3 separate regions of the Homo sapiens genome follow, and regions 1 and 2 are each linked to region 3. The links are chromatin contacts, found by Hi-C or POLR2A ChIA-PET in ENCODE. All regions are on one chromosome and are shown on one strand. Each heading gives the region's core, a stretch centred on a gene start or an enhancer-like site at or near the end of the contact. The rest is flanking DNA. Distances are from core to core; before and after follow the strand shown.

Evidence for each region. Hi-C counts contacts between places; a loop is a spot of excess contacts on that map. ChIA-PET counts read pairs that join two places held with the same protein, here RNA polymerase II (POLR2A). Pooled maps may share reads with other maps.
Region 1: a map of Right ventricle myocardium inferior shows a loop between it and region 3 (4-fold over the local background). The contact joins two enhancer-like sites. A Hi-C loop is called at or near these places in 3 of 168 maps with a recorded cell type or tissue (Right ventricle myocardium inferior, astrocyte of the cerebellum and gastrocnemius medialis) and 3 of 50 pooled maps. POLR2A ChIA-PET finds 5 or more read pairs at or near these places in 3 of 52 experiments (H1, MCF 10A and activated CD4-positive, alpha-beta T cell).
Region 2: a pooled map shows a loop between it and region 3 (5-fold over the local background). The contact joins two enhancer-like sites. A Hi-C loop is called at or near these places in 1 of 168 maps with a recorded cell type or tissue (GM11168) and 1 of 50 pooled maps. POLR2A ChIA-PET finds 5 or more read pairs at or near these places in 3 of 52 experiments (H1, MCF 10A and activated naive CD4-positive, alpha-beta T cell).

The regions. Positions count from the first base shown.
Region 1 is chr5:171,639,253-171,642,088 of GRCh38, forward strand. No RefSeq gene overlaps it. Among named protein-coding and RNA genes, the nearest start is that of SMIM23, 150 kb to the right of the region's middle. Within about 2 kb of position 1,524, at least 3 of the 41 ENCODE cell types and tissues checked have a DNase peak (open chromatin) inside an H3K27ac peak, as active enhancers do.
Region 2 is chr5:171,666,615-171,669,338 of GRCh38, forward strand. No RefSeq gene overlaps it. Among named protein-coding and RNA genes, the nearest start is that of SMIM23, 120 kb to the right of the region's middle. RefSeq lists enhancers at 1,055-1,633, 1,634-2,211. Within about 2 kb of position 1,358, at least 9 of the 41 ENCODE cell types and tissues checked have a DNase peak (open chromatin) inside an H3K27ac peak, as active enhancers do.
Region 3 is chr5:171,699,991-171,702,901 of GRCh38, forward strand. No RefSeq gene overlaps it. Among named protein-coding and RNA genes, the nearest start is that of SMIM23, 84 kb to the right of the region's middle. Within about 2 kb of position 1,268, at least 3 of the 41 ENCODE cell types and tissues checked have a DNase peak (open chromatin) inside an H3K27ac peak, as active enhancers do.

The sequences.
Region 1 (2,836 bases), core at 274-2,773, 60 kb before region 3:
ATTCAATTAAGGCTGATTGGCCCTGACAGTTGTCTGGGTGAAGTTTATAAGGTACATCTAATCTGGATGCATCTGGTCATAAAAATGCAAAACAAGCCATTCCCACCCAAGTTCTAACTCCAGATGTGGGCTGATTCTCAGTGATTGACACCATATTTTTTGCAGCTGTCCTACATTTCAAATCTTTTTCTATTTAAAATATATTCATCATAATTATGGAATGCAATAAACAAACTTCAGCCTGATGACAAGCTTTAAATATAAGAAAGTTTCAGCTTAAAATAAATGCCGTGATTTCTCAGCCCAGGACGGAGACAGCACCAACAAGCATTCTCCAAAGGAGCCTTGACCTTGTCACCATGAACCAGAAACAGTTATTTTCTCTCCAGTATTGACTGATATTTGGAGCGGGGACAGAGGGAGAAAAATAAAAAAGCTATTTATATCAGATAGAAAAATGTGCACAACCATCGGAAAGCCACGCTTGCAACACAAAGAAAAAGAAATAGATTCAACTTAATCATGTTTTGAAGGCCTCTGGTGGTGCAGGTTCTTCCCAGGGCAGGGTAGACTAGAGGTTATGCACATAGACTTTGGGGCCAGGTTGCCTGCTTTCAAATCCCAGCTTCCACACTCCACACACTGGTACCTTGAGCATTGTTTTGTCACTTAACTATTCTGTGCCTCGGCTTCCTCGTCTGTAAAATGGAAGATGATAATACCACTTATTTCATCGTGGAACTGTAAGAGCTAAATGAGTTACTGTAAATAAAGGGTGTATAACAATGCCTGGCACATAAATGCTCAAGATGTGTTAGCTATGATGGTAATCCATATCAGCTGACCCCTTTCCATGGATCCTCCAAGGGGGAGAGTGAGGTTTCCAGAGATTAGATGACTCGCACAAGTTTCATCCAACCCCTGGCAGAGCTGACATCCAAACCCTGATCATTTGACTTCGCTATAAAACATGCCTGCGGGTGCTCAGTCTTGCTCATGTTTGCATTTTTTTTGCCTCAATTTAAAGTTTTTTAAAGAAAGTTTTCCTGGTGGCTGCTCTATCAGTGGCTTTTTATGCATTCAAATAGTGTCCTATGAAATCTTGGACAAAAGAGCATCCTTATGTTTCTTCTGCTGCTCCTGGGGCTCATCTTTTATTTTTAATGCTATTTAAATGAGTCTGTAATTGAGATAGTCAAATAAACAGGCTATTAGGTTAATTATAGAGAGCTCAGCCTACATCCAAGCTGCTGGGTTTCCTATCCTCTTGTGGACCTCAGCCATGACCTAATGATTCTACCATTAACAGCAAGTACAGCTTAGTTCCTCGAGAAAAATGAGAACTACCCAGAGTTCATGTCAACAATCTGCTCCTCTTTAAAATGAAGCCATAAGTCACAAGCCCTCTGAGTTCCCAGAGAAGTGTCTGGAGCTAAATTTGTATCCTGACTGTGATAATTGTTCTCCTATTAGGCTGATGAGAGAATTAGCAGAGCCAAGTCCTCTGGGGCTGTGCCCACAGCTCGGGCCAAGCTGAAAATGACTCTGTGAGTTTTATTTGTGAGATGTGTAAAAGGCTTGTCCATCACTGGGCCCGTGGACATGGGTTCAATATCAAAATAGCATGAGCCGCCTTTCCCAACAGACAGACTCCAGTCCTGGCAGGCCCTCTGAATACAGCAGGAACAAAAAATTCCTGCCGGAAAAGGTGTAGCTGGGTGTTAGTTCTCTCTACAGCCCTGTGGATGGCTCCACTGATATCTGTGGCCCGTGCCTGACCTGCTGCACTCCTGTTTGAGAGAGGTAGTGTGGAAGGGTGGCAAGAGCGTGTCCTTTGGAGACAGACCCAGGCTCAAATGGGTGGACTGGGGTCAGCAGCCCCAGGTATTGGTCTCAGAGATTGGTCTGTGAAAGGGGAGAATGGGAGTAAATAGTCTCTGACTTGCAGGATCGTCATGAAGATTGGAAGAGATTATGTGGGGAGAGGACCAGGCTTGAAGCCAGTGCTCAATAAACAGAGGCTGAGGTTTTGATTCTCTGGGGTCAATGAGGCACTTAACATGGTTGTCTGGGATTGGAAAGATTGTTTCTCCTTCTGTAGCCAGAATGGCAAATAGATTGTATCTCCCAGTTCGATATGAATCAATTGGAGATGCCTGCTTAAAGTGCAGTGAATGATTTGTAATACCTGCCATGGACTAGGGTGGGTGATAAGAGAATGCACCCCATGTGTTTCTATCTCCCTTCTAGAATGTAAGCTCCAAAGGCAGGGACTGGGTCTGAACAACAATCCATTAACTTTGTACAGGCTCCAAAGCATTTTTGCATCAATTATCTCATTACTCTCCCCCAAAATCCTCAGACATGGTATGCTGTGGTCCCACATCCCCTGGAATTGCAAATATTCTGTCCTCCAAAAGGGCCTGGAGTTTAAAAACTATAGCTAATGTAATAGGCAAGGAAAACCTTATTCACCCTAATCTACAGATGAGGAAATTGAGTCTCAGAGGGAGAAATAAACTGCCCAGAATCATACACTCAGTTGACAGAAGAACTAGAACTCAATTTAGATAATTTATTTATTTATCTACTCAACAAACATTCCTTCATTGCCTACTATGATCAAATTCTGGACTCAACACTCATGTTGCCCTTGAAGTTGCCTACAGTCTAGTGGGGGATATTGATGTGTAAACAATGAAATTACAAAACTGTGTGTGAGAGTGCAAACAGTCAGGGAAGAGGGAACATTTCAACTAAGTTTTGAAGGCATGAGATCCAGAAGAGCTCAGTTATGGAACTTGGTCTTTATCCTGAGGGCAAAAGGGAGCCATGG
Region 2 (2,724 bases), core at 108-2,607, 33 kb before region 3:
ATCATCCATGGAATTAGCACCTCTGTGTGCCAAGCATAGCCGTGCCTATGAAGGAGGGAGAAGATCCCATGTTTACCCTTCAGTTGAGGAGAGAAAATTAATAACCCAGTAACTGTAAACTAATAATGAAGGATTAAAGTGCAGTGGCTAATGGCACAATCAGACGCTGATCCATTGCTTCAACAGATATCCTTAGAGAACCTACTTTGTTCTAGGTCTGATGTTGGACACTGGGGATTCAGATATGAGTAAGATACAGTCGGGGTAACTGAGGTCTGAGGGGGAGTGTCACAAAAAATTCACTCCTTCAGAAATATCCACTGAATTCGTACTATGTGTCAGGCGTGATGCCAGGGGCTGGCACGACGTGGTGCCCCACAGAGGCAGGGAGCTGGGTCTCCTGCTGAGGCTACGCCATCCTTTATAGTCTCAGGGACGTCTTTCCCTGTCCAGGCCTCCGTTTGTAGACCTGTCAAGTCAAGTGACAAGATCAAATGGCCAATGGGCTCTTTCACTTCTGACAGCTAAGGCTAACCCTGTAGGTAAAGTCCAGCTGAAACCGAATCCCGCCACTCTTTAATTTCCTCATCTGTGAAATGGCCTTGTCACAAACAGCACCTACTTCACAGGGTGCTTGTGATGATTAAATGAAAGAATAGATGTAAATTACTAAGTATGTGCCTGGCATCCTCTCAATGCTGTCTGTTCAACAAGCTCCTCATTCTTGCTACTGTGATTCTATCTGACACCTGCCGCGTGCCCTTCCTTGTGCCAGACACTAAGCCTGGCTCTGTGGAAAGAGCATAAAAGACCCTCCAGGGTACACCCTCCAGGAGTGCTGCATGGAGTGGGTTGAAGGAGGGAATTCACCCAGGGTGGTAGGGTGGGCCTGGAAGCCTCTGAGCTGAGCCGCTCAGGAGAGAGGAGGAGGGGTCACTGGGGTTGGGGGACAGGATTGGGGATCAGAGGAAGCCTCCCAGCGGGGGAGGGGCAGGGCCTGCGCCCTTCCCCTCCGGGAGCCCCCGGTGGCTAGATCTGGTCTGGGCGCAACCCCTGACTGAGGCTGCGCTGGGAGTGCCGAAAGGTGGCCTTGTGGGTAAGTCCTTCCAGCTGCATCCAGGTAATCCCGGCCTTCGAGCGGGAGAGATGATACCCCCCGAGGGCCGGGCCTGGTCCGGCTCAGGATGCGTGCCCTGTGAAAATGCTCAGCAGCCCTCGCCTTTAGGAGTGCTCAGGTCCAGCATGAATCATTCCTTTTTGAACTTGTCTAAATGTGTTTATAAAATAAAGCTGCGGCCCAGGGCTGCTCCTGGCGGAGCGGGAAGGTAATATGTTTTTAATTGGAGAGATTGGGGGAAGGAGGCAGCGGGCCAGGGTGAGCTCACCCCGCATGAATGCGGCTGGGCGGAGAACAATGTACGTTCACATTCTTTGACTACAACGGGCCTCCGCAGGACCTGGCTCGGTGGGCAATTCTCCGGCCTCGGGGCGGGCGTCCGGGCCCGCGCCGTCTGAGGTTAGCGGGAGCGCGTACCCTGGGAGGTGGCCAGAAGCCCTACATTGAAATATCACAGTGGGTCAGAGCAGGGGTCGCAAACTCCAGTGCACCCAGGAACCGCGCAGTATCTCAAACCCACGGACACCCAGTGTAGACCTGGAGAACTGGAAATGCGTGGCCTCTGCAAAGGGGACAGGCACCAGTGGACTCCACCAGCCCCGTCACCAGATTGAATGTTTCTCAAGAAAAACCAGAAATCATATCTGGATGTAAAAGCTCCTCTTTTTAAACGTTGTCTTTATTTAATTTTATCCTATTTTCTTACTTATTTTTGGTTATGTGGGCCAAATAAAACAGATGCCTAGGCCGTATTTAGCCCTGCAGCTGTCCCCTCTTTTAGATCTTGGGAGTGGACCTCATGCTGTCTTTTACCAGCTACCAGGACTTTAGGCAAGTTACTTCACTTCTCTGAGCTTTGGTCTCTTCAACTAGAAATCTGATAGATTAATGCTACTTTTCCTGACTTTTCAAATGCTTTCTATGTTGAGGATAAAGAGAGGAAAGAAGATAATTGTAATATTCATTGGGCATCTGCTATGTGCCGCGCATGGTGTTAAGCAATTTACGTATTTTGTTGTTGTGATGTTTTGTTTTGTTTTTTAATCATCATTATTCTGTAATCTAGGTATTATTCCCATTTTGCAGATTAAGAAATACAATCTTAAAAAGCTGAAGCTGGAATGTGAACCAGTATTTCCAACTTTAAGCTGAAATCATCTGAATTTAAAGAACACATCGTGGTAAGAATGGGGAAATGGAGTCAAGAGTTAACTGGCTGACTTAATGTCACAAAGCCATGCCCAGTGAAGGCAGTAGCCATTTTGGGTCCTAGCTCAGGAATGATTCAAGTAGCAATAGCGTTTTGCAAAGTAAAACAGGCAGAGCTCTCAAGGTTAAATCAAGGGTATAATGGAGTAGGTACCCCCCTGCACTGCTCCAGTTACAGCCCTTCCAAAGGACGACGTAGCAGTATGTGTTAAAAGATTCATATTCTCTAAAAGATTCATCCACTTTCACCCAGTAATTCCTCCTGAAGGAATCAATCCTAGAGAAATAAAAGAGCTGTGGGCAAGCATTTGTAAAAAAAACTAATGCTCAGAAAATCGAACATTCATTATAAAGGAAGAGTTAAATAAGGTAGGTAATGTCCATACCCAGGAATATTA
Region 3 (2,911 bases), core at 18-2,517:
GGAAGAACTGTGGGATTTGAATACCTGTTTCCTCACCAGGAAATGGCATTATTGTGAGAATTTGAGTGAAATCCAATTTGTACAAAGCACAAAGTAGGTGTCCCATCAACATGAATTACCTTCCTTTTTTCTTCAACTCCAATGCCACTTTTCCTAACTCCAGGATCAGCAGCAGCAAATGCCACCAGCTAGCAACTTCACTGTCCTGCCTCACCCCCTCTCTCTGGACAAACGGCAGAGTAAAACAGTGTCCTCTTGGGAGTCCAGGCACATAGACACCCGAGTATCTCTGAGTTGGGGATGTGTAGAGCCTGGAGCAAAGGCATCACTCCCCTGACTGCCCATCTTTTGTTCCACACACAGGGCAGTTTTCAGACTCATCAAACAAACAGGAAAAAAAAAAAAGGTTTCCACAAGCCAGACTTCGAAAGCATAAAATCAGCTGCAGAAAACTTCTGAACTTGAGCTAGCATGTTATTGGGCAAATTTTGAGTGCCATTTGCATTTGTTGCAAACAGCTCTTGGAGGGTTTCTTGGAAACCTGTTGAGCAGTGATTTTTTTTTTTCATTAGCCACTAGTTGCTAAATGCATGGGCATCATAGCACTCTGGGCATCATGGTTTGTAAGCAGCTGAAAACCTGAGATCAAGTGCAAGGAGGACTCTGGCTGCCAAATTTCAGGGCAGGGAGAAATAAAAGGAAAAAAGAGAAATGTGGAATGTGTTTCTACTTACTGTCCATTCCAGTAAAATGAAAAGATCTCTCCTCCAAACATATGTTACTGCTTAGGCCAGAAACTGTATATATTGGTCTAAATCCAGAATGGTCTGTGTGACATATTACTCTGTATGACAAAATTACTACAACCTGCATTCGCTATAGAAATGCCTGCTGCAACAGTAAAGGATGATAATTTGTTGTACAACAGAAGTACATAATAATTTCATGTCAGTGTGGGCCAGGCCTTGGGATTTTCAAAAGGAAATCTCAGATGCATGTGGACCAGTGTTGAATAGGCACCCCCGATCCCTCCTCCTCTACCCCCACCCCCCCAACACTCATATCGTGTGTGATCAGAATAGGAGAAAGTGGGGCTTTATTTATAACATACCATATTCCACTTGAAAGTGACAAGAACACACACACACATACACACACAGACATACACACACAATCAACACTAAAAATAAAGTCAAGTGGCAATCTGGTGTTCTCATGCATGAGGCACCAGTGGTCAGAGCTGGTTCACCAACCAAAGGGTGAAGGACGGTCAAGGAGCCAACAGACAGGAATGTTCATCTTTCAGCACTGAGCTGCTTCGAACCCGTCCAGAGTGAAGCCACGTGAATTCCTCAAGACCCCTCCTTCCTGCACCCGACAAACCACAGCCCCCTCTTTGGCCCTTGTCTGGGCTAAGGTTTCATTACAAAGCCCGGGCCCCATTCCAATCCTCTCATCTGTCCCTCTAATGGGCTCCGACAGATCACTCCACAGTACACGGATTCTCGTTGGGATAACGTCTTGGAGAGTAGCAACCTGAAATATGATCTAGTCAGAGTGCGTTAACGGTAAAGCATTTCTTTATGACACTTTTCACAAAGCAAGGTTGCAAACCAGGGAGAAATATACGACTAGAAAAATGGAATGCAGAACACAAAAGCAGCCCAGGTGCTGAGACATGTTAGCGCGTGACACAGTGTTTCCCGATGTGGACACTTCAGTTCCAGGAAAATGTTAAAACATTCTTTTCTCTTCCTTCTCTCCCTTTCCTTCCTTCCTTCCCTTTCTTCCTTCTTTCTTTGTCTTCCTTTCTTCCTTTTGCTCCTGCCTTTCTTTCCTTCCATCTTTCCTTCCGTTTCCTGTCATGTTGGGCAGATTTTCAGAGTGGGAAAGAAGAGACTTCCCTGGGCAGCGTTATTGAAGTGTCCTTTTCTGGGTGTTACCCCGGATAATCTGGTCATCCAAGCACTGCTGTCCTCCCAGATCATATCATCTAAATTTCAAACCTATTGTTCCACTAGAAAATTAGCTAGGCTCTTCTCAGACACACTTAAAATGTTCCTACAAAGGAAAAGATCCCATAAAACCCTTTTATATCTCAATTACATCAAAATCTCACTTAATTTGTCTCTCCTATCAGGGGCAATGACTTAAGCTACCGTGGCTTCAGGGAACCAAGCCTTCTCTGCTGTCAGCTGGGCAGCCAGACCTGTATTCTGGGTTTGGTGACCGTCGAAAATCTATCTTCTTAGAGTTTTTTGGTTCAATAAAACCTGAAACATATTTTGCCTGGCGTTTTTCCTCAGGATTTTTAAGCCCGTGTGTACTTTATGGCAAATGGGATCCATATGTCCCTGATTCATTGATACTTAAGCCATTAGGATGCTGTGTTGTAAGAACACTTTGATGTCCAAGGGCTGTCTTGCCATTTGCAGGACTTTTTTCTTCACAAACAGGAAGTTTTCCCTTCTCAAGGAGTACACAAAGCAAGAGGCCGGCTCCCCCAGAATGTGTGACAGTGAGTGGGAGGCAGTCCCGGCCTCCAGGATGTGCTTGTCTGGCCCCCAGACCCTGCCCCGGGGTGGGGAAGGAAGGGGCCTTGTGTAAGGAGCCTTGGAGCCAGGATTGGGCCTGCCCCTGGCGCCTGGGTCATTAGTCCCCTGCCCGGCAACCCTGCGACTCAGAACTGCCTCCCGGAGTGGACTCAGCGTGCCTTGGCATGTTTACTGCTTTTTAAGGGACATCAAAATAACACTCAAGAAAAACAAACAGCCAAGCACCATGGCTGAAGAGAAGGTCAGGGACGTCACTTGCCCTCCTTTCTTCAGGACTGCTGTGGAGACTGCCTTGGGCTTGGTTCAGGGGATAGACCAGTTCCAGGTGCAGCGGACACCATTCCCCAGGGCATCTG